Regions from separate parts of the Homo sapiens genome. Here regions 2 and 3 are each linked to region 1. A link is an interaction called in ENCODE POLR2A ChIA-PET data of the cell type or tissue named here. Cell type or tissue: A673. All regions are shown on one strand. Links, peaks and the distances in the headings refer to the core of each region. The heading gives the core; the rest is flanking DNA.

What was found. Peaks named below come from ENCODE experiments on the same cell type or tissue, not always from the same donor. Only the 100,000 strongest peaks of a DNase experiment are listed, where the experiment ranks them.
Region 2: POLR2A ChIA-PET joins it to region 1 with 5 read pairs; 4 of 35 experiments call an interaction of 5 or more read pairs at or near these places.
Region 3: POLR2A ChIA-PET joins it to region 1 with 7 read pairs; 14 of 35 experiments call an interaction of 5 or more read pairs at or near these places.

Annotation. Positions count from the first base shown.
Region 1 is chr17:1,386,296-1,396,463 of GRCh38, reverse strand. The region is part of intron 1 of YWHAE (tyrosine 3-monooxygenase/tryptophan 5-monooxygenase activation protein epsilon); the gene reads left to right. Among named protein-coding and RNA genes, the nearest start is that of YWHAE, 8.8 kb to the left of the region's middle. RefSeq lists an enhancer at 4,024-4,552. In A673, for the core only: no CTCF peak of the experiment used is centred there; no DNase peak of the experiment used is centred there; H3K27ac peaks cover 1,435 bases.
Region 2 is chr17:1,613,952-1,624,119 of GRCh38, reverse strand. SLC43A2 (solute carrier family 43 member 2) reads left to right here. Exons shown (of 14, transcript NM_152346.3): 3 at 7,351-7,558; 4 at 9,086-9,141. LOC124904121 (small nucleolar RNA U13) reads left to right here and starts at 7,825; the gene lies at 7,825-7,928. In A673, for the core only: no CTCF peak of the experiment used is centred there; a DNase peak (open chromatin) is centred at 6,149.
Region 3 is chr17:1,335,193-1,344,965 of GRCh38, reverse strand. It overlaps YWHAE (tyrosine 3-monooxygenase/tryptophan 5-monooxygenase activation protein epsilon), which reads left to right. Exons shown (of 6, transcript NM_006761.5): 6 at 1-691. Among named protein-coding and RNA genes, the nearest start is that of YWHAE, 60 kb to the left of the region's middle. In A673, for the core only: no CTCF peak of the experiment used is centred there; no DNase peak of the experiment used is centred there; H3K27ac peaks cover 341 bases.

The sequences.
Region 1 (10,168 bases), core at 1,443-9,442:
TGTTGAGTCATTTACTTGAGAGCTGTCTTTTTTTTCTTTTGAGACGGAGTCTCGCTCTGTCTCCCAGGCTTTATTGAAGTGGCACAATCTCGGCCCACTGCAACCTCCGCCTCCAGGGTTCAAGCGATTCTCCTGCCTCACCCTCCCGAGTAGCTGGGACTACAGGCATGTGCCACCATGCCATGCTAATTTTGTATTTCTTTTTTAGTAGAGACACGGTTTCTCCATGTTGGTCAGGCTGGTCTCGAACTCCCGACCTCAGGTGATCCGCCCACCTCAGTCTCCCAAAGTGCTGACATTAAGGACCTGAGCCACCGCGCCTGGTCAAGAGCTGTCTTTTTTTTGAGACGGAGTCTTGCTCTTGTCGCCCAGGCTGTAGTGCAATAGCGCGATCTCGGCTCACTGCAACCTCCATCCCCTGGGTTCAAGCGATTCTCCTGCCTCAGCCTCCAAGAGTAGCTGGGATTACAGGCATCCGCCACTATGCCAGGCTAATTTTGTATTTTTAGTAGAGATGGGGTTTCGCCATGTTGGCCAGGCTGATCTCGAACTCCTGACCTCAGGTGATCCGCCCGCCTCGGCCTCCCAGAGTGCTGGGGTTACAGGCGTGAGCCACTGAGCCCGCTGAGAGCTGTCCTTTTAAAACACCAGATCCTCATCTCTAGCTAGCTTATTCTGCTAGTTAGTGAAGAACAGGGAAGGGAGCATGTGTGGAATGAACTTTTTACTACGGTCTTGTTAGGAAAAAAATAGGTAGTAGTAAATTAACGTTGTTAATAAGTTTAGAAGTATTTAGATTAACTACCAGTTCTTTGACTGTAGGCCAGTAATTTTCCATTGCCGTTTCAGTTAATGGACTAACTTTCTGGAGTAAAGTTTATTTTTCTCCTTCTTAAATGCATAGACAGAACTGAGTAACGTAGTGTTAAAAATCCCTTCTACGACTGGGCTCTGTCCCCCAGGCTGGAGTGCAATGGCGTGGTCTTGGCTCACTGCAACCTCCGCCTCCCAGGTTCAAGCGGTTCTCCTGGCTCAGCCTCCCAAGTAGCTGGGACTACAGGCGCGTGCCACCACACTCGGCTAATTTTTTGTATTTTTAGTAGAGACGAGGTTTCACCATGTTGGCCAGGATGGTCTTTATCTCCTGATCTCAGGTGATCTGCCCACCTCAGCCTCCCAAACTGCTGGGATTACAGGTGTGAGCCACCGCACCCAGCCAATTTTTGTGTTTTTGGTAGAGACAGGGTTTTACCATGTTTGCCAGGCTGGTCTTGAACTCCTGACCTCAGGTGATCTGCCTGCCTCGGCCTCCCAAAGTGTTGGAATTACAGGCGTGAGCCACCACACCCGGCCTGATTGTTTTTTTTTTTCATGGATGACTGTAAGGGTGACTGATACTGCAGGCATATTTTTTCTTTATATTTCAAGAACACTGTGTACACAAACAGTAATGACAAGCATGGAGTAAAGGCTGCAGTTTTATTTTTATTTATTTTTTTGAGACAGTCTTGCTCTGTCACCTAGGGTGGAGTGTAGTGGTAGGATCTCGGCTCACTGCAGCCTCTGCCCCCTGGGTTCAAGCGATTCTCCTGCCTCTGCTTCCCGAGTAGCTGGGACTACAGGCGCCCGCCATCGCACCTGGCTAATTTTTGTATTTTTAGTAGAGATGGGGTTTCACCATGTTTGCCAGGCTGATCTCTGACTCCTGACCTCAGGTGATCCTCCCGCCTCAGCCTCCCAAAGGGCTAGCATTACAGGTATGAGCCACTGTACCTGGCCTAAATTTTTAATTTTTTAATGGGCACATATTAGGTGTATGTATTTATGGGAAGGCTAAATTAAAAAAAAATTTTTTTTTGAAACAGGGTCTTGCTTTGTGACCCAGGCTGAAGTGCAGTGTCGCCATTATAGCTTACTGCAGGCTCGACCTCCTGAGTTCCAGTGACCCTCCTGCCTCAGCTTCCCTAGTAGCTGGGACTGTTGCACCGGCCTAATTTTTGTGTTTTTTTTTTTTTTTTTTTTTTTTTGTGGATTTGAGGTCTCTATGTTGCCCAGGCTGGTCTTGAATTCCTGGACTCCCACCTTGGCCTCCCAAAGTGCTGGGATTACAGGTGTGAGTCACTGCTTCTGGCCTAAACTTTACATATGTGTATATGACATTATGCAGTACCTCAGTTCACAGCCCACGTTGACAAAAGTTTTTAATTTATGTAACAAGATTGAAGCAGGTAGAGCGTTACTCCCATTTTCTGGTTCAAGAAAGTGAGTTTGAGAGAGAGATTTTTTTATGATCATGTGGCTAATCAGTTATTAAATGGTAAAGCCAGAACTTAGTGTCTGCTGACCTTTAGATCGGTACACTTACTCTCAGCCACTCAAAAGACCTCTGTGAAGTAAGGTGGTGCCTTTCAGGGGAGTAGGGGGTGAGTAGCGTATGCTTGATGCTTGTTCTTTAACAATTCTAATAGCATCTACTTCACATCTTGATGTTTGTGATGACTGATATCCATGGTGAATTGTAGACAAAATCTTTTCACTTTCCTAAAGAAACCTGATGGTTTTTTTCAGAGATAAAATCCCATCTCAAGGCACAGCGAAATTAAAATGAGGTGAAGTTTAGGTACTCTCAGAATGTTTATTCGCATACAGATTCTTAAAAAACATGATTTATTGTAGGCAGATGTCACCTCTTTAAGCAAAAGAAAAAAACAACCAAAAAAAGAAAAGCCCCAGCCGGGTTCCGCGGCTCAAACACCTGCAATCCCAGCACTGTGGGAGGCCGAGGTGGGCGGATCACCTGAGGTCAGGAGTTTGAGACCATCCTGACCAACATGGTGAAAACCAGTCTCTACTAAAAATACAAAAATTAGCTGGCCTGTGATGGCTTGTGCCTTTAGTCCCAGCTACTGAGGAGGCTGAGGTGGGAAATCGCTTGACCCTGGGAGGTGGAGATTGCAGTGAGCCCACATCGCACCATTGCACTCCAGTCTGGGCCACAGAGGGAGAGCCTGTCTCAAGAAAAGAAAAGCCCCGTAGTTTATCATAATGTCTGTACTGGGATATGGCTGATGCTATGCATTTCTGTAAAGTAGCTTTAAAATATTTTCTCCTCTCACTTTTATCTTTTTCCTTTTTTTTTTTTTGAGACAGGGTCTCACTTGGTCACCCAGGCTGTAGTGCAGTGGTGCGATCTTGGCTCACTGCAGCCTCTACCTTCCAGTCTCAGGTGATCCCCCCACCTCAGCCTCTTAAGTAGCTGTTTTTTTTGTTTGTTTGTATGTTTTTAAATTTTATTTATTTATTTATTTATTTATTTATTTATTTATTTTTTGGAGAGATGGAGTCTTGCTCTGTCACCCAGGCTGGAGTGCTGGAGTACAGTGGCGCGATCCACCACTCCCAGCTAATTTCTTTTGTGTTTTAGTAGAGATGGGGTTTCACCATGTTGCCCAGGCTGGTCTTGGAATTCCTGGACTCAAGCAATCTGTCAGACTTGGCCTCCCAAAGTGCTGGGATTATAGGCGTGAGCCACCACCCCCGGCCACCTTTGTCTTAGTGAATGCTATTAAGTTGTTAGGTTAGTGATGTAGTCATACAACTTTTTTTTTTTTTTGAGATGGATTTTCCCTCTTGTCATTCAGGCTGGAGTGCAGTGGCGTGATCTTGGCTCACTGCAGCCTCCGCCTCCTGGGCTCAAGTGATTCTCCTGCCTCAGCCTCCCGAGTAGCTGAGACTACAGACTTGGGCCATCATGCTTGGCTAATTTTTGTATTTTTAGTAGAGACAGAGTTTCACCATATTAGCCAGGCTGGTCTTCAACTCCTGACCTCAGGTAGTCCGCCTGCCTCAGCCTCCCAAAATGCTGGGATTATAGGTGTGAGCCACCGCACCCGGCCAGATATAGACATACAACTTCTAGGAGGGACAAAGGTTGGCATATGATTCACCAGTGTTGTTCCGGGTGGTTGGCTAGATAGCTGTCTAATGGAATCCATTAAGGAGTAGGAAAGAGCAGCAAGAAAAATGGCTATTTTCACTATTTTTGAAATGGTCAGTTAACAGTTTGAGATAGATACATATACTTTTTTGAGACAAGGTCTTGCTTTGTTGGCCAGGCTTGGATTGCATTGATGCAGTAACGATTCACTGCATCCTCAACCTCCCAGGCCCAAATGATCATCCCATCTCAGCCTCCCACTTAGCTGGGCCCACAGCTGTGCACCACAATACCTGGATAATTTAAAAGAACTTTTTTTTCTTTTTCTTTTTCTTTTTTCCCGAGACAAGATCTCAGTATATTACTCAGGCTGGGATGCAGTGTCACATTTATGGCTCACTGCAGCTTTGACCCCCTGGGCACCTCAGCATGCCAAGTAGCTGGGGCTACAGAAGTATACCACCACTTCTGGCTAATTTTTGTAGAGACAGGATTTTACCATGTTGCCCAGGTCTTGAACTCGAGCTCAAGATTCACCTGCCTCGGCCTCCCAAAGTTTTGCGATTACAGGCGTGAGCCACCATGGCTGGCAAAAAAATTTTTTTGGTAGAGGCCTGGTCCCAGCGGATTGCCCAGGCTGATGTTGAACTCCTGAGCTCATGTGATCTTCCCACCAGGTAGCTGGTACCGCCATGACCAGCTAATTAAAACTTTTTTTTTGTGGAGACGGGATCCCACTGTGTTGTCCAGGTAACTCCTGGGTTCAAGCGATCCTCCCACTGTGGCCTCCCCAAAGTGCAGGGATTATAGGCATGAACCACTGCGCCCGGCCAGCTTGATATATTTAGGTATTGATATATCCAAATTGACGAATTGGTTGCCAACAGAACCTCATGGTTCTCTGACTAAATGTTAATGCTAGTCATGGCCCTAAGAACAATTTCAGATGTTCATTTAAATTTATTAAATTGTAGCAAATAATAATGAAAGTCACCATAATTTAACATCCACATGAGTATATCTTGAAAAGACAGACTAATTCATCAGCTACAACAGCAGGCATAAACTGGGATTGTCCTGGGCAACAAACTTGCCTTGTGGTCACCCTACTTAATGGCCATTTGTTACTAGATTTTGTCATTTAGACTCATACAACAGTTTCCTAAACGTTGTCCAGCTTTTTATCACAGAGATAGCTTAGATCTACGTCTCTAGGAGGTTGAATTTTTTTTTTTCAAATGAAGTTAGCCTTTGGCAGAATATAAGTCAAAGGAAAAGTGAAAATTTCCTCCTCCTAGCTCCCTCCCCCACAAATGGGAACGTGCTAGTTAAGGATGTGGTAGTTGCTGAAAATAGAGCTTGCTGGCATTCCAAATCCTCTGATGGTGTCAACACCTAGTGTGTTGGTTTTCTTATGGCTACCTTGAGCCAGTTCTGTGTTTAAAAATATAATAGACCTAGGTGTTGGTAGCAGTGTCCTAAGCTCAGAGCTTTCCCTACATACATTTTATTTTTTTATTTTTACAAGTGTCTTTCATACCAAATACCCACATAAAAATTTAAAGGCTCACCCATATCTTGTTACAACTGTTATGTTTAGAATGCCAAACTGTGTAGTTCAGACCATATGACCATGATCCTGGCTTATCTCTTCTGAAATTTTTATCTTGAATTTATTGCCCTTCCAACAATCTACCATAGTAGCTGGACGGATCTGTTGTTGGTGGGCTTGATTTGTGATCAGATCAGGATTTTATCGAGCTAAAGCAATATGAAATGTGTTTAACTCTTCATTCATATCTAAAGTTTGAAGGAGATGCATTACTGTAAGAGTTATGACAGTATTTCATCATTTGGCAGATGTGGTAAATCTGCCATCACAGAATGCACAGGAATCACTGGGTTCCTTATCTTTCAAATGGGGATTAGTGATGTCTCTCTTGCCTACTAATTTGCAGGGTGGTTATGAAATTTTGGGCTTTTGTAAACTGTAAAGTGTAATACTTGTCGGTACTATTTGTTGTGAAACATTCTTATCTAATGTGAAAGGTCAGATAATTGTTTTTGTTACTGCTGTGCTAGGATCATATTAGATGATAACCTACCTTTTTGAGTTATTCTTAGCAAGTGTAGTCTTCTGGGCTTAGTCCTTATGTAAGATATGCACAAAGAAATATTCTCAAAATCCTTAATCTTACATCTGTAAATTTGCATATCCAAAGTAAAGGTCGTCCAGATTATTCCCAAATAATAATTTTGTCATGTTGAGCTGGTATATAGTTGTTTTGATATTAATTTTAGATTAATAAGAGACTTTCTCCTTAGCAAACGTAACACCTTTTGTCTGAATTTGGGATGAAAGCTGCTGTAATATGAAAATGTAGGCTGGGTGCAGTGGCTCACACCTGTAATCCCAGCACTTTGGGAGGCCAAGTTGGGCGGATCACCTGAGGTCGGGAGTTCAAGACCAGCCTGACCAACATGGAGAAATCCCATCTATACTAAAAAATACAAAATTAGCTTGAAGTGGTGGCAGGCGCTTGTAATCCCAGCTCCTCGGGAGGCTGAGGCAGGAGGTTTGCTTGAACCTGGGAGGCGGAGGTTGCAGTGAGCCGAGATTGTACCATTGCACTCCAGCCTGGGCGACAAGAGCAAAACTCTGTCTCAAAAAAAGAAAGAAAGAAAATGTAAATAATTGGCCAGGTACGGTGGCTCACGGCTGTAATCCCAGGACTTTGGGAGGCCGAGGCGGGCGGACTACGAGGTCAGCAGATTGAGACCATCCTGGCTAACACAGTGAAACCCTGTCTCTACTAAAAATACAAAAAATTAGCTGGGCGTGGTAGCGGGCGCCTGTAGTCCCAGCTGCTCAGGAGGCTGAGGCAGGAGAATGGCATGAACCCGGGAGGCGGAGCTTGCAGTGAGCCAGGATCGCGCCACTGCACTCCAGCCTGGGCAACAGAGCGAGACTCCATCTCAAAAAAAAAAAAAAAGAAAGAAAACGTAAATCATTGTTAAATGTTCGCATTTTAGCCATCTCAGATTACTTAAGAAAAATGGTGTTAGCTATGACCAATTTTGTGAAATGTGATTCTAAAGGCATAATATAAGCCTTGGACAGTGAATGGGTTTTGATTAATAAAAAGCTACTAAATACTACTTAATCCCTGGGTTAGTCAGCTGAAGACTTTGTAGGACCTTGGAGTGGTTGTTGTGAACACCTTTATGTTGAAATTTAAGTGTTTAAATGTTAGTAGGGGCCACGTGCAGTGGCTAATAATCCCTGTAATTCCAATACTTTGGAAGGCAGAGGCGGGAAGATCCCTTAAGCCCAAAAGTTTGAGACCAGCCTGGGCAACATAGTGAGACCCTGTTTCTACAAAAAGAAACAGAATTAGCTTGACCTAGTGGCATGTGTCTGTAGTCTCAGCTACTTGGGAGGCCAAGGTGGTAAGATTTCTTGAGCCCGGGAGGTCGAGGCTGCAGTGAGCCATGATAAGACCACTGCACTCCCACCTGGGTGACATAGTGAGACCCTGTCTCAAAAAGGAAAGGAGAAAGATTTAGTGGGATTAATGACTTGTATTTGATTGTAATAGGTTTACTTGTAAAATAGTTAAGATTTATGATAGGATTACCGTGAAATTTTCAAGAACGTTATTTGACCAGAAAATATTGTCACTGTTGTATGACAGTTATGACAGTTTTTGTAGATTTTTAGAAACACATTCATGAGTATGAAATACTTAATGCAGAATATACTACTTAGGAAACATTAAAATATTAAAGTGTTGAAATTTTGATGGGGGTTTCTTAGCTCATCAAAGAATTGACATACCTGTAATCTCATTGCTTTTGGAGGCCAAGGTGGGAGGTCATTTGAGGCCAGGAGTTTGAGACCAGCCTGGGCAACATTGCAAGACTCCGTTTCTATTAAAAAAAAAAAAAAAAAGGCTGGGCATGGTTTGCTCATGCCTGTAATCCTAGCACTTTTTTTTTTTTTGAGACAGAGTCTTGCTCTGTTGCCCAGGCTGGAGTGCAGTGGCGCTCCACTTGCATCTTGGCTCACTGCAAGCTCCACCTCCTGGGTTCACTCCATTCTCCTGCCTCAGCCTCCGGAGTAGCTGGTACTACAGGCGCCTGCCACCACGCCCGGCTCATTTTTTGTATTTTTAGTAGAGACGGGGTTTCACCGTGTTAGCCAGGATGGTCTTGATCTCCTGATCTCACGATCCGCCCAACTCAGCCTCCCAAAGTGCTGGGATTACAGGCGTGAGCCACAGCGCCTGGCCAATCCTAGCACTTTGGGAGGCCGAGGAGGGCAGATCACGAGGTCAGGAGTTCGAGACAAGCCTGACCAACAGGGTGAAACCTCGTCTCTACTAAAAAAAAAAAAAAAAAAAAAAAACCAACCAAAAAAAAAAACAAAAATTACCCAGGCGTGGTGGTGGCACGTGCCTGTAATCCCAGCTACTCAGGAGGTTAAGGCAGGAGAATCACTTGAACCCGGGAGGCAAAGGTTGCAGTGAGCCGAGATAGTGCCCCTGGGCTCCAGCCTGAACGACAGAGTGAGACTCCGTCAAAAAAAAAAAAAAAAAAAAAGCCAGGTGCAGTGGCTCACTCCTGTAATCCCAGCACTTTGGGAGGCCAAGAAGGGTGGATCACCTGAGGTCAGGAGTTCAGGATCAGGCTGGTGAACATGGTGAGACCCCCCGTCTCTACTAAATATACAAAAAATTAGACGGGCGTGGTGGCGTGCGCTTGTAATCTCAGCTATTCGGGAGGCTGAGGCAGCAGAATCGCTTGAACTCGGGAGGTAGAAAGCTGCAGAATGCCGAGATTGTGGCACTGCACTCCAGCCTGGGAAACAGTAAGACTCCATCCCCGCCTACTGCCCCCACCCCCGCAAAGAAATGCTTAACACTCTCAACCACTTGAGAAAACATGTCAAACTTCTTAAAAATCTGAATGTAAAGTTAATCCTTCTACTAAACCGAATTGGACCCAAGGGTTATTTGTGGTCATTTTCTTCCTTAGTATTCCAAAACAGAATTTTAAAGTATTTTTTGTTTCAGTGTCTTTTCTAATTCCATAAAAACTGTAAAAAGATTCAGACTTTGATCTACCTGTTTTTCCTGTACTTAGTGTTTTAGGTCATTGATCTCCCCAGCCTCTTATTTTCCACCTCAGGTTTCACTGGAGCTTCACCTGTTTGGTTCTACTGCAGCCGAACGTGTTTATGAGGGAGTATCCTCGTAAATTGAGAGGAGAAATCTCCCATTCTGATGGAGCAGGGGATTACTCCCCCACCCCCAATATTTTTATTTTTGTTTTTTAATCTTTGTGTCATTCCAACTTTAGTACATGTGCTGCCAAAGTGAGCACAACCCTGCCCTAAATATTGAGACCAAAGGGAAAAGTAGCTTTTGCAGTCAAAATTGTAGAATCTTGGTAAAAGATTGTCTTGTTTTTGTTTCTTTTTAACCTAGCAAAAGCTGATTTGGAAAGGAGTCTTAAAGTTTCATAGAAGGTTACACAATTCATGTTTTCCTCTTTTTTTTTTTTTTCCTTTTGAGACGGAGTCTCACTCTGTTGCCCAGACTGGAGTGCAATGGCGCGATCTTGGCTCACTGCAGCCTCCACCTCCTTGGTTCAAGTGATTCTCCTGCCTCAGCCTCCTGAGTAGCTGGGATTACAGGCACCTGCCACCATGCCTGGCTAATTTTTGTTTTTTCTTCAGTAGAGACGGGTGTTTCACCGTGTTGGCCAGGCTGGTCTCAAACTTCTGGCCTCAGGTGATCCGCCTGCCTTGGCCTCCCAGAGAGCTGGGATTATAGGCGTGAGCCACCGTGCCTGGCTCATGTAGTTACTTTTAGAGTGAGGAGAGGTACCTCTGTATAGGCTGGTATATGAAGAGTAAAAGTTGTCCTTGAGTGTCAAGATTATTGTCTTTTGAAAAGCCTTAATCAAAGTATTAAAGTACTAAAAAACAAGTTCCCAAACTCATTTGACAAATACTTACTGAATGCCGACTATGTACCAGGCACTGTTCTAGACACTTTAGACACTTGGGATTCATCAGTGAACAAAATAGACAAAAGATCTTTTCAAGGACTTTATATTCTAGTGAATGTATGATTGCTTTCGGAGTTACTCTGTTCCTATGTGTAATTAAGAGTTAGTTTAAATTAATTAGCACCAATGGTGTCTGGTATATGCAGGGTACTGTAT
Region 2 (10,168 bases), core at 1,501-9,500, 230 kb before region 1:
CTAAACATTCAGTAAACATTGACGAAGGTGCCGTGCTGGGTGCAGAGGAAACAAGTCATCACACGCATACCTGTGTAACCCGTATAATTCCAGGGGGTGGTCGGGCCCCCAAGAAAGCAGGGCGCCAGGAGCTAGAACAGCAGCGGAGATGTGGCTCCTGCTGGGTGGGAGGGCCTCTCTGCGGTTCAGGTGGAAGCCTGGAGGTTGAGGAGGGGTGATTCAGGAGAGGAGGGTACACCCTGGAGGAGAGGAGGGTACACCCTGGAGGAGAGGAGGGTACAGCCTGGAGGAGAGGAGGGTACACCCTGGAGGAGAGGAGGGTACAGCCTGGAGGAGAGGAGGGTACAGCCTGGAGGAGAGGAGGGTACAGCCTGGAGGAGAGGAGGGTACAGCCTGGAGGAGAGGAGGGTACAGCCTGGAGGAGAGGAGGATACGCCCTGGAGGAGAGGAGGGTACGCCCTGGAGGAGAGGAGGGTACAGCCTGGAGGAGAGGAGGGTACACCCTGGAGGAGAGGAGAGAAGTGGGAAGGGGCGGGGGCTGCAGGGACTGGGAGGCCATTCGGGGAAACTGAATTTTATTCCCAAGACAGGAGGAAGCCAGGGAGATAGAGGAGGGCGACCATCCAATTCCCCTGTTAGAGGCTTGTGTGAATTGCTGAGGGCTTGCCACATGCTGGTATGTTTGGGTGGCATAGAAACCAGAAGTCATCACGGCCTCTGCCTGAGGAAGTCACCCACAGTCTGACCATGGGCATGAAGGCCGACCCCAGTTGTATGCTCTTGACCTCTGCAGTTTCTCCACCTGTGGTGGTGGGAGAGAGCCTCTCACCCTGGCACAGAGGTCCCTGCGAGCTCGCCCTGGCACAGAGATCGCTGCAAGGGCAGAGGGGCTGCCGCCCACCTTGGGGAAGCAGGCCCAGGCTTGATCCCCACGGGCTGAGTGAAGCTGCAGATGTGGACAGGAGATTTCTCTGCTGCCTCGAGGACCTCTTTTCTTGGGGGATGGGGAGGAGGGAACGGAGTTTCACTCTTGTCGCCCAGGCTGGAGTGCAGTGGCGCAGTCTCGGCTCACTGTAACCTCTGCCTCTCGGGTTAAAGCGATTTTCCTGCCTCAGCCTCCCAAGTAGCTGGGATTACAGGCGCCTGCCACCATACCCGGCTAATTTTTTGTATTTGTATTTGTATTTTATTTTATTTTATTTTTTTGAGATGGAGTTTCACTCTGTCGCCCAGGCTGGAGTACAATGGCATGATCTCAGCTCACCGCAAACTCCATCTCCCGGGTTAAAGTGATTCTCCTGCCTCAGCCTCCCAAATAGCTGGGATTACAGGTGCCCACCACCACACCCGGCTAATTTTTGTATTTTTAGTAGAGACAGGGTTTCACCATGTTGGCCAGGCTGGTCTCAAACTCCTGACCTCAGGTGATCTACCAGCCTTGGCCTCCCAAAGTGCTGGGATTACAGGCGTGAGCCACTGCGCCCAGCTCAAGGGCCTCTCTTTTTAGAGTCTCTCCTCACACCCACAGGCAAGTGTGGATAGTTTTTTTTTTTTTGAGACAGAGTCTTGCTCTGTCGCCCAGGCTGGAGTGCAGTGGCGCGATCTCGGCTCACCGCAACCTCCGCCTCCCGGGTTCACGCCATTCTCCTGCCTCAGCCTCCCCAGTAGCTGGGACTGCAGGCGCCCGCCACCACGCCTGGCTAAATTTTTTTGTATTTTTAGTAGAGACGGGGTTTCACCGTGTTAGCCACGATGGTCTTGATCTCCTGACCTCGTGATCCACCCGCCTCGGCCTCCCACAATGCTGGGATTACAGGCGTGAGCCACCGCGCCCAGCCGGATAGCTTTCTTAAATCCAGCCTTTCACTTTTATTGCTATAAATATGACTTTTAAACTTTTCCCCCAGTTTATTTGGAATTTTAAAAATTCCATAGCAATGGGTAAGAAGGTTTAAAGGCTGGGGCCGGCAGCCTCAGGATGCGTCTCAGAGAAGAGCTGGTGGCCTTGGCTCTTCCCACCGCCCCAGCCTCCCTCCTTCTTGGTTCGTGACCTCATTTCCCTCACAGACATCCACTGGCCACCCCTGGCTTCTGGTGTCCATGAAGGTCCTGTCCAGCTTAGGCTGGCTCTCAGGGACCTCGTGGGAGAGTCTTAGTCCCATTCCCACCAAGCGATATTCAGGGCCTCCTGGTGTTGCCGGCACATGGGCAGCCTTTTCCCGGCTCTGTTCTCTCAGCATTTTCTCTCTGGGATATGAGCCTCTAGCCCAGGTAGGCCAGCATCGGCACAGACCGAGTGGTAAGAGCGGGAGCTTTGGGGTCTGACAGCCTGGAGTCAAGCCCAGCTTCCCCAGGGACCCCCATGAGACCTTCTGCAAGTGACTTACCTGCTCTGAGCATCCCTCGGGGACACTCTGACAGTATCCTCGTGGGGAATATGGGGTGGGCGTGGGCACACCCGTTGAGCATGGCAGCTGGCACACACTTTCATTGCACACACGGCAGCCGCTGCTGGGACCACTGCTCAGGGGCCAGGCCCTGGTCAGCCCAGGACGGCCTCTGCCTGTCCGTGCCCTCCTGCCTGTTGTTTGCTCTGTGTCTGAGCCGACCTCTCACCTACATCTCCCCTGCCGGACTGAGGACTGAGATGCTGCTTCCTGTTGCCGGATAGACTAAGGATTTGAGAGACGGGAGATCCTGGGCAGGGGCCATCGGTGGGCTGTCCAGGGGCCCGCACCCTGGAGGGGGGGCTCGGAAAGCGACTAGTCAGGGAAGGGGGCAGCTCAGGAATTTAGAGGGGACCTCAAGCCAGGTACTTCTTGGCCCCCTCAAGCATCATCTTGGAGGCCCCCCTCCCTTTGTCTCCCCGGGGTGTGGGGAGGCTCCTCTTTGCCTCAGGGGAGCCTGGGGGGCCACAGCACCCTCTTTTCTCCCTGATTCCTCTGTAAAGATCTTGTGCGTCTTCTGTGAGTGGGGCTGAACGGTGTACGTCCTCCCTGGCCCTGGGTCTCCTCCTAAGCAGCCCTGTTCCTGTTCTTGGCACTCACTGGCCACACCAACTCTTGCCTGTCTTCTCAGTTCACCTTCTCTGGCCAGGCTGGGCTGGGCCACTTCTGGCCACCCCAGAGGAGGCATCTGTTTAATAAACAGGTGCAGGTGAGGAGCAGAGCAGCCTGGCCGGGGGTGAGCAGAGCAGGCTGGCCCGGGGTCAAGCTCCAGGCTGGGAGCAGAGGGCCACCCCACGCCTTGGCACTTCCTGGGTGCTTAATCTGTTTGTCTCTCTCCTGACCCACGGTGGCCCAGGTGGGACCAGAGGGAGAGGAACAGCCTGGGTGTGTCTGTTTGGGCATCTGCTGGGTGCATGTGGGCTGTTTACTGTCAACAGAGCTTCTGGGCTCACCAAGGGCTTCCTTCCCTCCAGCAGGAGGGAGACTCTCAAATTGCTCCACAAGCAGAAGGAGAAGCCGCTCACCTCCCCGGCCCCAGGCGCCTCTGTTGCTGGACGGGACGGCCTGGAGGCAGGCGGCCGGGCAGAGGGCCTGGTGGCCCCATCGGCAGGGATTTGTTTAAGACGAGAAGGCTGTTGGCCTACGTGCAAGGTCCCTGCCCCTGTGTGTAGTCGCTCCAGGGTAAAAGATGGGAAGGACAGATACCCTTGCCTCTACCCTGACCTTGCCTCTTCCCTATGTGGTTAAAGGGGTGACCAGATCTCTAATCAATTTAAGACTTTTGTTTGTTTGTTTGTGTGTTTGGAGACAGAGTCTCACTCTGTGGCCCAGGCTGGAGTGCAGTGGCACAATCTCGGCTCACTGCAACCTCTGCCTCCTGGGTTCAAGCGATTCTCCTGCCTCAGCCTCCAAAGTAGTTGGGGTTACGGGTACCTGCCACCAAGCCTGGCTAAATTTTTTTGTATTTGTAGTAGAGATGGGGTTTCACCATGTTGGCCAGGCTGGTCTCAAACTCCTGACCTCAAGTGGTCCGCCTGCCTCGGCCTCCCAAAGTGCTGGGATTACAGGCGTGAGCCACCGTGCCTGGCCTAGCCTTGGGATTTTTATCTTCTGGCTCTAGATGAGAAAACCCATGGGTTTAGAGACCCAGCTGTGGTTCCTCCCTGGGGTAACTGGAGGTCCCTGGTGCCTTTACTCAGGCAGTGCTGCCTCACCCACTCCATTCCTTGTCCCCGTGGCTCCTGCTTGCAGCAGTAGAACGTGCAGCCCCCCAAGCCCTCAGTTATTCCACGGCCCCTGTGCAGTCACTGTCCCCACAAGTCACCCATCCTGGGCCCTGGCGTGCTCTCTCCATCCATCCTCTCTGTCACCTCTGTGCTGGTTTGCTCCTATCTGCATGTCAACCTGGAAATGGCTGTTGCTTTGTAGAGACCCTCTTTCCCTGACTTCAGAGCCAATTCCTTTGCTGCTGGCAGAGCTGACATTTGAAACCAACACCAACTCACAAAGCAGCTCCTCCTTTCCAGAAGCTGCCCCACTGTGGATGGGCGAGTGGCCCAGGCCTGTCGGCTGTGGCGGTGTACATGACCGCTCTGAGCTCCACCCTGACGGGCTCGAGGACCCCGTCTGCCATGTGTTTGGCTGACCGTGTGGTAGAGCTTCTTTTTGGAAAACCGAGAGAAAGTGGCCGAGGTGGGAATCTGGTTGGTGACGTTGTATTTCTGTGGCTCCACATGGTTAACCTCGTGGCTCTGATCTCCTTAAATCCCCCCTCGATTCAACGTGGTTCTGTTGATTCCTCTCTCGATCTTTTTGGCCATTGTGATCTGGTGCCATTGTTTTTGTTTTGTTTTGTTCTGTTTTGTTTTTCGAGACGGGGTCTCACTCTGTTGCCCAGGCTGGAGTGCAGTGGTGTGATCTCAGCTTACCACAACCTCCGCCTCCCGGCTTCAAGCAATTCTCCTGTCTCAGCCTCCCGAGTAGCTGTGATTATAGACGCCCACCATGCCCGGCTAATTTTTGTATTTTTAGTAGAGATGGGGTTTCACCATATTGGCCAGGCTGGTCTTGAACTCCTGGCCTTAGGTGATCCACCCACCTTGGCCTCCCGAAGGGCTGGGATTACAGACTGAGCCACTGTACCCGGCCTGATTCTGTTTGTTTGTTTGTTTGTTTTTTGTTTTTTTTGAGACAGAGTCTAACTATTTGCCCAGGCTGGAGTGCAGTGGTGTGTGATCTTGGCTCACTGCAGCCTCCGTTTACCGGGTTCAATGATTCTCTTGCCTCAGCCTCCTGAGTAGCTGGGATTACAGGCATGCGCCACCATGCCTGGCTAATTTTTGAATTTTTAGTAGAGACGGGGCTTCACCATGTTGGCCAGGCTGGTCTTGAACTCCTGACCTCGGGCGATCCACCCGCCTCTGCCTCCCAAAGTGCTGGGATTACAGGCATGAGCCGCCACACCTGGCCCTGTTGTTTTTATTTATTCAGTAAACAGCTATTGTAGGCCAAGACCTGGGTGAGATACTGGGGACACAGAAGTGACCACAGTGCAGGCCCTGCCCTTCGGGGCTCACAGCCCAGTGGGGGATTAGACATGTCTTTGCGCTTCCACACACGCTGACGGGACTGTGCTCCCCACAGCCACTGCATCCGGCTCTGTGCCAGCTGATGGTGCCGTGATTCCCCGCCGGAGCCTCCAATAGCAGCAATGATCATGATAACCACGAGAACAGCAGCAACTTGTAGCTATTCATTATTGAGTGCTTTCTATGCCTGGGTGAGCTCCAGAAGGTTTTCTGAATTTTTCTCATTGATCTTCCCCCACACTCTAGGAGGTGGATCTTATCATTATATGATGTCCATGTTATGGACAAGGAAACTGAGCTAGAGCAAGGTCATGCAGGTAGAAAGTGGAGAATCAAACACTGGAAGCTAGAAACCAGATTCCAGTTCCACGCTCTTCATCCACACGGCCCCGGCGGGGCTCCTTGGCCACACGTTGGCATGAAGCACGAGTCCACCTGTGCGCATCCTTTCCAGTAACCTTGGAGGAACCCCGAGAGGCCTGAGCAAGCTTTTGCAAACCTCGGCGCTACAGCCCTGGCGCCAGAGGGCTGCAATTGGAAGGCAGGCAGTTACCGGAAGAAGAGCGTTTCCTTGACTCTCCCAGCGTGACCTCATGTCTAATCAAAGTCGGCTCCTGTTTTCTGCAGGATTAGTCAGCATCTCTTAACTAGCAGTCCCGGCCAGGAGAGCTCCTCAGCCACGTTCCCAGCCCGTCCTCCACCCTCCCATCTTCAGCTGCCACAGCACTTTTCTCTTCCTTTCTGTGTTGTTTTGGTGCTGGGTGGACTTTGAAGGGGGCCATTAAGGGCTGGGTGTGGCAAACACACCAGACTCAGCACCCAGCGAGGTCTAGGCATGGCCACGGGATGGCACCACTGTGACCCCGGCAAGGAAAATAAGAAAGGTGCATATCGGCTGGGTGTGGCGGCTCACGCCTGTGATCCCAGCACTTTGGGAGGCAGAGGTGAGAGGATCACCTGAGGTCAGGAGTTCGAGACCAGCCTGGGCAACATGATGAAACCCCATCTTTACTAAAAATACAAACACTAGCCGGGCGCGGTGGCAGGTGCCTGTAATCCCAGCTACTCGGGAGGCTGAGGCAGGAGAATTGCTTGAACCCGGGAGGCGGAGGTTGCAGTGAGCCGAGATCGTGCTACTGCACTCCAGCCTGGGCAACAGAGTGAGACTCCGCCTCAAAAAAAAAAAGAAAAAGAAAATATCAGGGGGAGAAGGTGGCATCTGTTCTATGTTTGAGAAGGCAGCTGGACTTCCCATTGAAGGAGGCGCCGCAGTCTCCCCACATGGACAGAGGAGAACCAGGCTATTGGGGTGAGACCAGTGCTTGTGCTTCCCAAGTGGTCTGGGTTCTGCCTCCATACTGGCTGCAGTCTGTCCCCACGGACATAGCTGCCGTGAGAAGGTTCTCACCAGCCTGGGGCCCCACAGCCAAGGCTGGGCCCTGAGGTCTGCCGTTCTAGGGTGGCGGATGCTCTCGAATGGGACTCTCAGCCTGGGCTTCGTTGCTCTTCAAGGGACACACAAAGCTCCTGAAACTGTGGATAAACCTTGGTGTGCATTTTCTGGGGAGGTCTTTATTGGATTTTTCAAAGGGTCCATGGCCCCCACAAAAGTTAAGAACCTCTACATTTTCACTCCAGGGGACTTGGGCCAAATGGCCATCCAAGCCTGCTGCGGGGTAGCCTGAGCCCTCGAGAGGCCGCCAGCCAGCCCTGGCATTCCCAGTGGGGGGACTCTGAATGGGCACCTGCCCTTCTGATCTTTGGGAATCCCTGTCATGACCCTGAGGTCAGGGTTTCCTTCCCTCTTCACACAGAGAATGTCACCAATGGCACAGTGGGCGGCACAGCAGAGCCGGGGCACGAGGAGGTGAGCTGGATGAACGGCTGGCTCAGCTGCCAGGCCCAGGACGAGATGCTAAATTTGGCCTTCACTGTGGGCTCCTTTCTGCTCAGTGCCATCACCCTGCCCCTGGGTATCGTCATGGACAAGTATGGCCCGAGGAAGCTCAGGCTGCTGGGCAGGTCAGTGTGGGTCCCTTAGGGGGCAGGGAGTGGGCAGGTGGACCCCCTGGGCTGAGTTCCCCACAGAAGGGTATCCTGGTCGTACCTGATATCAGGTGTACTGTGGAGCTCCCTGAAGGCCCTCCAGAATGGAGTTCCTACCCCGTCCGCCACCGAATCAGCAGGTACTGTGGTCCTCGCCGTGCTCCAGTACCGAATAAGAAAAGCTCCAGGCTCCAGGCCGCCCAGGGACCGGAGCTGCTTGTCACTAAGAACATGTGTTTCCCATCCCTTTGTAGTTCATAAGCATGATAATTGGGGTTTCCCTCGCATGTGTGAGACATGCTTCCCTCAAACCTTGTTACGAAGCTGGCACAGTATCCATCTGATGAGAAAAAAAACCAACAACACTGGTTTCCACAGCCCGTTTGACCTTATAGCTCCACCAGAAAAAAGATTTTCAACACGTACCCCCAATATAATAAGCACATGGAATTATAAATGATGTATATCTGTGCTCTTTTTTTTTTTTTTTTTTTCAAGACGGAGTCTTGCTGTGTCGCCCAGGCTGGAGTGCAGTGGCGTGATCTCGGCTCACGGCAACCTCTGCCTCCCCAGTTCAAGCAATTCTCCTGTCTCACCCTCCCGAGTAGCTGGGATTACAGGCGCCTGCCACCACACCCAGCTAATTTTTATATTTTTCATATTTATTTATTTATTTATTTATTTATTTATTTATTGAGATGGAGTCTCCCTCTGTCGCCCAGGCTAGAGTGCAGCGGCGCGATCTCGGCTCACTGCGAGCTCCGCCTCCCGGGTTCACGCTATTCTCCTGCCTCAGCCTCCCGAGTAGCTGGGACCACAGGCGCCTGCCACCACGCCCGGCTAATTTTTTGTATTTTTAGTAGAGACGGGGTTTCACTGTGTTAGCCAGGATGGTCTCGATCTCCTGACCTTGTGATCTGCCCGCCTCGGCCTCCCAAAGTGCTGGGATTACAGGCGTGAGCCATCGTGCCTGGCCCCTATGCCATTCTTTTTTTTTTTTTTTTCCTTTTGAGTTGGAGTTTTGCTGTTGTTGCCCAAGCAACTGGAGCTGGAGTGCAGTGGCTCCCGGCCCCCTATGCCATTCTTAATGTGCTTTATAATACATATACAAAAATATAAATGAAAATGGGCTGGGCACGGTGGCTTACACTGGTAATCCCAGCTTTTTGGGAGGCAGAGTTGGGTGGGTCACCTGAGGCCAGGAGTTCGAGACCAGCCTGGCCAACATGGTGAAACCCTGTCTCCACTAAAAATAAAAAAATTAGCCACGCGTGGTGGTGGGCGCCTGTAATATCCCAGCTACTTGGGAGGCTGAGGCAGGAGAAATGCTTGAACCTGGGAGGCGGAGGTTGCAGTGAGCCGAGATCGCGCCACTGCACTCCAGCCCGGGTGACAGAGCAAGGCTCTGTCTCAAGAAAAACCAAAAACCAAAAACAAAAACAAAACAATAACACTGAATAAAGTCATAATGGTAAATAACATTGCGTTTCTGCTTGGTTTTAGCGCCTGCTTCGCGGTTTCCTGCTTGCTGATTGCGTACGGAGCAAGTAAACCAAACGGTGAGTGTCCTCTCCCTCCATCTTCTGTCAGGGACCGGGGAGAGAGTGCCCTGAGCTGCTCCCAGGCCCACCTGCTCTTGGACACTGTCCTGGGCCTGCTGCTCCCTGCTCAAGTTAGAGGGGACACCTGTTACGCCTCTACTCAGTTACTTATCTCAAATAGACGGCGAGATCAGAGAGCAGCCACCCCAGACAGGAGCTTCCAGGGTATGAGCAACTTCCATCTCATCACCAAACCAAGCCAGTCCCTCACTGATGCCAACCTGAGAGGCAAGTTCTAAGAACCAGGCCGGCTGCAGGGGCATGGTCATCGGTGTGTGCAGAAGTCACAAGCTGAGTCCCCTCCAGGCAGCACAGGCCAAAGCATGAAGGATGGCTTAGAAGCCACCTGGTCCCCAACCCTGTTCAAGGATTTGTAGAGCAAACACCAAAAGAGGACTCGAGTTTCACCAAAATCTTAGCCAGGCTCATCTACTGATTTTCAGGAACCTGTATTTTTGGTTTCTTAGGCCTCCTGCTCGCTGCTGTTTGTTTTTTTGTTGTTGTTGTTTTGTTTTGTTTTGTTTTAGAGACAGGGTCTCTCTCTGTCACCCTGGCTGGAGTGCAGTGGTGCAGTCACAGCTTACTGCACCCTGGACCTCCCAGGCTCAAGCGATCGTCCCACTTCAGCCTCCAGAGTAGCTGGGACTACAGGCACGCACACACACAGCTAGCTAATTTTTTTGTTGTTGTTGTTGAGACAGAGTCTCCCTCTGTCGCCCGGGCTGGAGTGCAATGGCGCAATCTCAGCTCACTGCAACCTCCACCTCCCGGGTTCACGCCATTCTCCTGCCTCAGCCTCCTGTGTAGTTGGGACCACGGGCACCCGCCACCACGCCTGGCTAATTTTTTGTATTTTTATTAGAGATGGGGTTTCACTGTGTTAACCAGGATGGTCTTGATCTCCTGACCTCGTGATCCACCTGCCTCAGCCTCCCAAAGTGCTGGGATTACAGGCGTGAGCCACCGCGCCTGGCTTCACCTGGCT
Region 3 (9,773 bases), core at 1-8,000, 50 kb after region 1:
GGTTAAAGGTGGTTTGGGGAGGGACTTCGTTGTAATGGTTTTGCTGTAAAAAATGTTTCCAACTCCGCTGAAATGTTGCTGAAAAGCATGGTGCTGGTAACAGTTCAACAATCCGTGGCTGCTCATTCTTGCCTACTTTACTCTCCCACTGAAGCAGGTTAGCGTTGAAGGTGGTATGGAAAAGCCTGCATGCCTGTTCAATTCTTTTGTTTCTTCTCCTTCCCCCTCCCCCTACCTCCTTCCCCTCACTCCTCCCCTCCTTCGCTCGCTCAACCTCTTTTGTTCAGTATGTGTAACTTGAAGCTAATTTGTACTACTGGATATCTGACTGGAGCCACAGATACAGAATCTGTATTGTTCTTACTGAAACACAGCATGGAATTAACATTAAACTTAAATAAAACAAACCTAAATTAAAAATGCCAAATATCGCGCCTCCATCCTTTATACTTCTAAAATAAAATCTCTAGTCCAAACACACTGACAGTATTATGTTTGCCTGAATGTGAAACATTCCTCCTTTTTTCTTCCATAAATAATTTGTTTGCTTCCCAAAGATGTATGTTTTGGAAAAAAATTGCCTGTAGTCTGGTTGTGAAGAACACTGAGTCAGTTGATGGTGTGTCTTGTCCTCCAGACCAGGCAGCAACATGGTATTTATTTTAATCATTAAAGTACAACATGAGTAGTACAAGGTGTAATTATGGATCATTTTCTAGCATAGTATTTCATACAACCAAATAAGGCTGAATGTCTTATAATAATTCTTAGAGGTAAAAACTGTGTGCCCTCTTCCTCCAGAGGCTAGTGGCAGTAGTGGAGAATTACTCAATCCTTTCTTAGTAATCCATACACACATTATAGACAGCAGGATAGCAGTCTCCCTTTCCAGAAACACTGTATAAGAAGCTTCTTTCCATAAACAGTTTATACATCAATGTGTATAGATACCTAGTTACTGTAGATCTTTTTATGTTAGGCATTCAGATGTGTCTCATTCTGACTGCGTAACATTGATGTACACCTGATTTTGTTAAGACCAGTTTGCTCCTTTTGGGCAGGTGCTGCAGGAAATACCCTTGGAACAGTTTTTGCTTAAATATTTGTATGTATCTGGAAGGTACATTTCTAGATTCCCTGTGTCAGTAAACATTTTTCAGTTGATAAATCCTTCCTCGTCACACTTGTCTTCTAAAATTGGATGTTGAGACTGCAAGTTTACTCTCGGTTTAAAGTGTTAGTAGCAGAGATTTAGGAAATGAACAGATCAGCGATATCCTAGTAGCGTTTAGTGAGTGCTGGCAATGAGAATAAACATGTTTTTGTGAGTTGCTTTTCCGAGAGATAGGGAGACCATTGAATATAATTATATGCTGCTGTTTGGAGCAACCTCCAAGAAGCTTTCAAGTTGATTTGCTCTGTTTCCAGCACACCTGCTACACTTAAAGGTCAAAATCCAAGGAATTCGTCAAGTCTGTTGCAGAGTTTAAAGAAACCACTCGGCTGGGTGCGGTGGCTCACACCTGTAATCCCTGCAATTTGAGAGGCCGAGGCGGGCGGATCACGAGGTCAGGAGATTGAGACCATCCTGGCTAACACGGTGAAACTCCGTCTCTACTAAAAGTACAAAAAATTAGCCAGGCATGGTGGCGCACGCCTGTACTCCCAGCTACTCGGGAGGCTGAGGCAGGAGAATCGCTTGAACCCGGGAGGCAGAGGTTGCAGTGAGCCGAGATCACGCTACTGCACTCCAGCCTGGGCGACAGAGTGAGACTGTCTCAAAAAAAAAAAAAAGGAAAGATCCTTATCAAAAATTGAAAGGCCGGGTGCGGTGGCTCACGCCTGTAATCCCAGCACTTTCGGAGGCCGTGGTGGGTGGATCACGAGGTCAGCAGTTAAGAGACCAGCCTGGACAACATGGGGAAACCCTGTCTCTACTAAAAATACAAAAAAATTAGCCAGGCGTGGTGGCGGGCGACCTTGCTGGGTGTAATTAACATCCAGTGACTTGGGAGGCCTGAGGCAGGACAATCGCTGGAAACTGGAAGGCGGAGCTTGCAGTGAGCCAAGATCGCGCCACTGCACTCTAATCTGGGCAATAAGAGCAGAACTCCGTCTCAAAAAAAAAAAAAAAAAAAAAAAATTGAAAGGGAGCCAGGGAAGCTGCAGAAAGGTGCCGTAGCCCTGTGAGGACGGTGTCACTCCCAGTTCCTGTATTTGTGGGCTGGAAAGGGAATTGCCCCCAAACTTTTCTGGTTTTGATTTGAGTCTTACTTTGAGGATCAGTCGACTTAAGTAGAAGTTTTTAGTTAGTTACAACTTGAATGTAGCTAATATGTGTTTTTAATTACAAATCTCAGTACTTTGCTGCCTTGGAAAACCCAAAGGCTTCCTACAATGTTAGAAGCGACAGTAAGTGGGTTTGTGTACATGCTCTGTTCCGGGTGGGTCCTCAGAACAGCACGTCTGCAAAGTTAAATTTCGGTCCTATAGGAAGATGGGGATGAACTTCCATCACTGAAAGGGGAAACTGGTGGGATAAATGGAGACATTAATTGGCTTCTGTCCCAGACAAATGCCTTGAGCCTTATAAATGAGACCCCAAATTAGCTGCTTCCTGATCCTAGGACAATAGAGGAGAGTGAGGCTTGCTGAAAAAGCGGGATAAAGGTGTGACCCCTGTGTTCTTTTGAAAATTGTAACAAGTAATAGTTCATGGAAAACTGGTGAAATCCTAGAGTGTGTCATTAAAGGAAGCCTTTGTGAGCACTGTGAGAGGAAATGGGAATGCTCCCAGATCCAACCTGGATCAGGAAAACCAAGCCCTGTGTTGTTTTATCCTGTTTCTTTGAGTTCGTAGGATTGTAATAGATACTGTTAATATTTAGCTAACATTGGCCGGGCGCGGTGGCTCACGCCTGTAATCCCAGCACTTTGGGAGGCCGACGTGGGCGGATCACGAGGTCAGGAGATCGAGACCATCCTGGCTGACACGGTGAAATCCCGTCTCTACTAAAAAATACAAAAAATTAGCCGGGTGTGGTGGCGGGCGCCTGTAGTCCCAGCTACTCGGGAGGCTGAGGCCGGAGAATGGCGTGAACCCGGGAGGCGGAGCTTGCAGTGAGCCGAGATCGCAGCACTGCACTCCAGCCTGAGCGACAGAGCGAGATTCTTGTCTCAAAAAAAAAATAATAATAGTTTTGCTAACATTGCGTACCAGCTTTGCACCAGGCACTGTGCTCGTTACTAAGCAATGTCTGGAATCTCACACGTAAGCGCTCAATAATAATCAGGTGAGCCTGCATTGTGCAGATGGGAAAAGCTGAATGGGAAGTAGTTAAGGAACTTGCTGAAAGCTGCATGGCTAATAATTCAAATACAGAATTCAGTTCATCTGTGTCACTGAAGAGTCTCATTAGGCCATACTACCTTTTGCTCTTCATTAAAACTATTTTCTTGAAATACTATATTCCCCCTTATTAATATATTCTAAAGTGATCATTTAAAGTATTTAAACTTTTTTTTTTTTTTTTTTTTTTGGAGACAGAGTCTCTCTCTGTCACCCAGGCTGGAGTGCAGTGGTGCAACCTCGGCTCACTGCAAGCTCCGCCTCCCGGGTTCACACCATTGTCCTGCCTCAGCCTCCAGAGTAGCTGAGACTACAGGCGCCCGCCACCAGGCCCGGCTAATTTTTTGTATTTTTAGTAGAGACCGGGTTTCACCGTGTTAGCCAGGATGGTCTCGATCTCCTGACCTCGTGATCCGCCTGCCTCGGCCTCCCAAAGTGCTGGGATTACAGGTGTGAGCTACCGCGCGCGGCCACATTTTCGAGGTCAGTACATGTTTCATGATTAATACGTGTCTTGGAAAAGCTGCAATACGCATATTCACCAGTGTATTAGATTTGAAATATAAATGATACAATTATTTAGAGCTCAGGTGGCTACTGTCCAAAAAGTTTATTTTGTAGGTTAAGGTTTTGGCAATTTTTGTTTTTTTAATTTAGCTTAATTTGGAAATTTAAAAAAAAAATTTACAATTGAGTACTTCATTTCAATTTACGATACTTCACCTTGGACAAATAGAGCCACAGTTTACATGGAGAACAGCGATTATGGGTTGTCAAGTTACCTCAGTGCCGTGACAGTTTTCTAGAGAACCAAAGCCTTAATACCTGAAGGTCATATTCGTTTGTAGCTGCTTTTGGTGGAGACATTTCCAGTGGGCCTGCCTTCTAGGAAACGGTCTCAGCTCCTGCTTTGGGGCAGAGCCTGGGTTGGCCCTTGTAGCACCAGTTCACTGTGCTGGACTGGAGGTAGCCGGCCTGCTGTGTATAAGGGGAGACAGAAAGTTATTTTTTCATTTTTATGTGAGACAGGGTCTTGCTCTATCGCCCAGGCTGCAATGCAGTGGCACGATCATGGCTCACTGACCTCAGCATCCTGGGCTCCAGGGATCCTCCTGCTTCAGCCTCCCGAGTCGCTAGCACCACAGGCGTGCACCACCGCGTTTGGCTAATTTTTGTATTTTTTGTGGAGATGGAGTTTCACCATGTTTCCCAGGCTGGTCTCGAACTCCTGGGTTTAAGCAATCCGTCCACCTCAGCCTCCCAAAGTGCTGGGATTACAGGCGTGAGCCGCCGCGCCCGGCCTGGAAGTGTTCTTGTATGCTGTTCCTGTATTTTTAAAGTAAACTTTTACTCAAGTGTAACGTAGAAACATAAACCAAACCAAAGGTGTATAGCTTCATGCATTTTCACAAAGGGAATGCACCATTTAACCACCGCCCACATCAAGAAATAGAACAGGACCAGCATCCTATAAGACCCCGTTATGACCCCCTCCCAGTGTTTACTCTCTTACCCCCAAAATGGAAACTAGTGTTTTATCAACTTCAGTTAGTCTTGGTAGTTTCTGAATTTGATAGAAATGGAATCATACAGTATTTTCTGGAGTTTTATCTGTCAGCGTGTTTGTGGTATGAATCCATGTCATTGTGATAATAGCGTGTTTTCATAGCTATGTAGTATTCTGTGGCAATTGTATACCACTGTTCTGTGGATGGACATTGGAGTATTTTCATGTTTTGGATGTTACAAATAATGTTACGAATATTCTTGGACATGTATTTTGGCATATACATGTGTGCATTTATAAGTAATTAACTGGGTCATTAGAGATGAACAGTAGATAAACTATAAAAGTTTTTTAAATGAGTTGTACTATTTTACAGTCCTATCAGCTGGGTTTGAGAGTTCCAGCTACTCCACATCCTCACTGACGTTGGATAAGATCACTTTTTTTTTTTTTCCTAGAGAGACAGGGTCTCACTCTATCACTCTGGTGAGCATGCAGTAGCATGGTAATAGTTCATTGCATTCTTAAACTCCTGGGCTCAAATGATCCTCCCATCTCAGCCTCTTTTTTTTTTTTTTTTTCGAGATGGAGTTTCACTCTTGTTGCCCAGGCTGGAGTGTAGTGGCGCGATCTCAGCTCACTGCAACCTCTGCCTCCCGGGTTGAAGTGATTCTCCTGCCTCAGCCTCCCGAGTAGCTGGGATTACAGGCGCCCACCACCACACCTGGCTAATTTTGTGTTTTAGGAGAGACGGGGTTGGCCATGATGGCCAGGCTGGTCTCGAACTGCTGACCTCAGTTCATCTTGCCTCCCAACTTTGCCTTGGCCTCCCAAAGTGCTGGGATTACAGGCGTGAGCCACCAGCCCCACCTCAGCCTCTTGAGTAGCTAGGACTGTAAGTGTGTGTCACCATGCCTGGGTAATTTAATTTATTTATTATTATTTTTTGGTAGAGATGGAGTCTCACTACATGGCCCAGGCTGGTCAGGAACTCCTGGTCTCAGGCGATCCTCCAGCCTCAGCCTCTCTGAGCACTGAGATTACAGGCATGAGCCACTATATCAGCCTGATCATTGTTTAGTTACAGTGATGCTGGTGGGTATGTAGGTGGGTATGTAGGAGGTTTAATTCTGGCTTGAGTTTGCATTTCTCTGATTACTAATGAGGTTAAGCACTTTGTAATATATTGAACATTTGGATATCTCTGTTGTTACATGCACACTTTTTGCCCGGTTTTCTGTTGGGATGTCGTTTTGATACCGATTTCTAAGCGTCTTTATTTAGTATGTTTTTGGAGTTGTTTTTGTTACTGTCTTCTTCCATGCCGTGCCTTGCTTTTTCATTCTCTTAATGATGTCTTTTGAGGAACAGAAGCCCTTAATTTTAATACAGTCCAGTTTATCCATCTTTTCCTTTAAGGTAAGCACTTTCTATGTCCTATTTAAAAAATACTTGTCTATTCTAAGATCATAAATCTTTTTTTTTTTTTTGAGACGGAGTCTCAATCTTATGCCCAGGCTGGAGGGCAGTGGCGCCATCTTGGCTCACTGTAACCTCCACCTCTCAGGTTCAAGCGATTCTCCTGCCTCAGCCTCCCAAGTAGCTGGGATTACAGGTGCGCTCCACCACGCCAGGCTAATTTTTTTTTTTTTTTTTTTGAGACGGAGTTTCGCTCTCGTTGCCTAGGCTGGAGTGCAATGGCAAGATCTCGGCTCACCGCAACCTCTACCTCCCAGGTTCAAGCGATTCTCCTGCCTCAGCCTCCTGAGTAGCTGGGATTACAGGCATGCACCACCACGCCTGGCTAATTTTGTATTTTTAGTAGAGACAGGGTTTCATCATGTTGGCCAGGCTGGTCTCGAACTCCTGACCTTAGGTGATCTGCCTGCCTTGGCCTCCCAAAGTGCTGGGATTACAGGCGTGAGCCACCACGCCCGGCCAGGTCATGAATCTTTTATGTTATTTTCTAGGAATGGTTTGCCTGTCATGGCTAGATGTAGAATCATCTAGAATCTATTTCGTGCATGGTATGAGGGAGATGGTTAAAATTTTTTCCATATAGAGATCCAATGGTCCTAGCACAATGTATTTCCTCATCGGTCTATTTGTCCTAATGCCAGTGCCACACTAGATTTAAAATAATTCAATATTCGGTAACGTGAGGCCTCCAGGTTTGCTGTTCAAGATTTTATTGGTTTTTGCATTTCCGCATACATTTAAGAATCAGTTTGTCGATTTCAGTAACAGACCAGCAACAACAGAAACCTGCTGGGATTTTGCTTATGATTTTATTAAATCTATAAATCGATCTGGGGAGCTATTAACATTTTTTTTTTTTTTGAGATGGAATCTCACCCTGTCTCCCAGGCTGGAGTGCAGTGGCGTGATCTCGGCTCACTGCAAGCTGTGCGTATCAGTAGTTTATTCCTTTTATTCCTTTCATTCCTTTTATTGCTGAGACGTATTCCATTGTTTGATATACCTCAATTTGTTTATTCACCTATTTGATGGACATTTGGGTGTTTCCAGTTTTTGTCCATGACAAATAAAGCACCTGTAAGTGTTTGCGTATAAGTCTTTATATGGGCATGTCGTTCCTTTCTTGTGGATAAATGGCGGAATGGTTGGATGGCATGGCAGGAGTATATTTAACTTTTTTGGAAACTATCCAGTAGTTTTACAAGGTGGTACCATTTGACGTTTTCACCAGTGCATATGAACGCTCCCATTCCTCCACATCATCTCCAGCACTCAGCATAGTCCGGCATTGACATCTTGCCTCTCCGATAGGTTTATGGTGGTATCTTGCACTTTTAATGCCTATTTTCTAGTGACTAGGAATTGATATTGACCATCTTGTTATGTGCCATTTGCCATCTCTATATTTTCTTTTTCTTTTTTTTTTTTTTTTTTGAGACGGAATCTCGCTCTGTTGCCCAGCCTGGAGTGCAGTGGTGCGATCTCGGCTCACTGCAACCTCCGCCTCCTGGGTTCAAGCGATTTTCCTGCCTCAGCCTCCCAAGTAGCTGGGACTACAGGAGCGCACCACCACGCCCGGCTAATTTTTTCTATTTTTAGTACAGATGGGGTTTCACCGCGTTAGCCAGGTTGGTCTCGATCTCCTGACCTCGTGATCCGCCCGCCTCGGCCTCCCAAAGTGCTGGGATTACAGGCGTGAGCCACCGCGCCCGGCCTGTTTGGGCCTTCTTTAACTTAAGTAATGTTTTGTGCTGTTCAGTGTGTACAGGTCTGTCAATGATTGTCTCACATCTTCCCCTGAGCATTTAATAATGTTTGATGGGACTGCAAATGCTTGCTTTTTACATTTCAAAGCTTTCTTTTGATTGCTCGTTGCTACTTTAAAGAAATATAATTTATTTTTGTCTATTAATATTTTAGTCTGCAACCCTGCTAAACGGACGTATTAGTTCTAGTGGGCTGCTTTCTTTTGCTTGTAAATTCCTTCAGGTTTTCTACATAATCATGTCTATGAATCTATACAGTTTTAATTCTTTTATGCGTTTATCTTGCCCACTTGCACTGGCTGGAACCACTAGTACAACTTGTGTGTGTGTGTGTGTGTGTGGTTTTTGTTTCTTTGTTTTGAGGCGGATTCTCACGCTGTTATTCAGGCTGGAGTGCAGTGGCACAATCTCAGCTCCTGCAACCTCTGCCTCCCCGGTTAAAGTGATCCTCCCACGTCAGCCTCTCGAGTAGCTGGGACTACATGCGTGCCACCAGGCCCAGCTAATTTTTGTATTTTTTGTAGAGACGGAGTTTCTCCACGTTGAGATGGAGTTTCTCCCAGGCTAGTCTCGAACTCCTGGGCTGAAACGATCCTCCCGCCTCAGTCTCCCAAAGTGTTGAGATTACAGGCACAAGCCACTGTGCCTGGCCCTGATTCTTTTTAAAATTTGTTTTTCTGGGCTGGACATGGGTGCTCAAGGCGGGTGGATCACCTGCCTCAGCCTCCTGAGTAGCTGGGACTACAGGTGCACACCACCATGCCCGGCTAATTTTTGTATTTTATTAGAGACGGGGTTTCACCATATTGGCCAGACTGGTCTCGAACTCTTTTTTTTTTTTTTTTTTTTTTTTTTTTTTTGAGACGGAGTCTCGCTGTCTCCCAGGCTGGAGTGCAGTGGCGCGATCTCGGCGCACTGCAGCCTCCGGCTCCCAGGTTCAATAGATTCTCCTGCCTCAGCCTCGCTAGTAGCTGCGACTGCAGGCGTGTGCCACCACACCTGGCTAATTTTTCTATTTTTAGTAGAGATGGGGTTTCACCAGATTAGCTAGGCTGGTCTTAAACTCCTGACCTCACCTCAAGTGACCCACCCACCTTGGCCTCCCAACGTGTGGGGATTACAGGTGTGAGCCACTGCACCCGGCCAAGTGTTCTCTTTTCACCATATCTAAGCCAACATTTATTGCTTTTTGACTTTTAAATTACAACCATTCTTGTAGGAGTAAGGTGGTCTCTCCTTCTGGTAATTTAATTTGCATTTCCTTGATGATTAGTGATTTTGAGCATTTTTTTCATATGTGTTGCCTGTTTGTGTATCTTCTTCTAGAAATATCTATTCATGTCCTTTGCCCACTTTTTTTGTTTGTTTGAGATGGAGTTTCACTCTTGTTGCCCAGGCTGGAGTGCAGTGGCGCAATCTGGGCTCACTGCAACCTCCACCTCCTGGGTTCAAGCGATTCTCCCACCTCAGCCTCCCGAGTAGCTGAGATTACAGGTGCCCGCCACCACAGCTGGATAATTTTGTGTTTCTAGTAGAGACAGGGTTTCATCATGTTGTCCAGGCTGGTCTCGAACTCCTGACCTCAGGTGACCCACCTGCCTTGGTCTCCCAAAGTGCTGGGATTACAGGTGACAGCCCCTGTGCCCAGCCGTTCTTGGCGTCTTGAACAAGG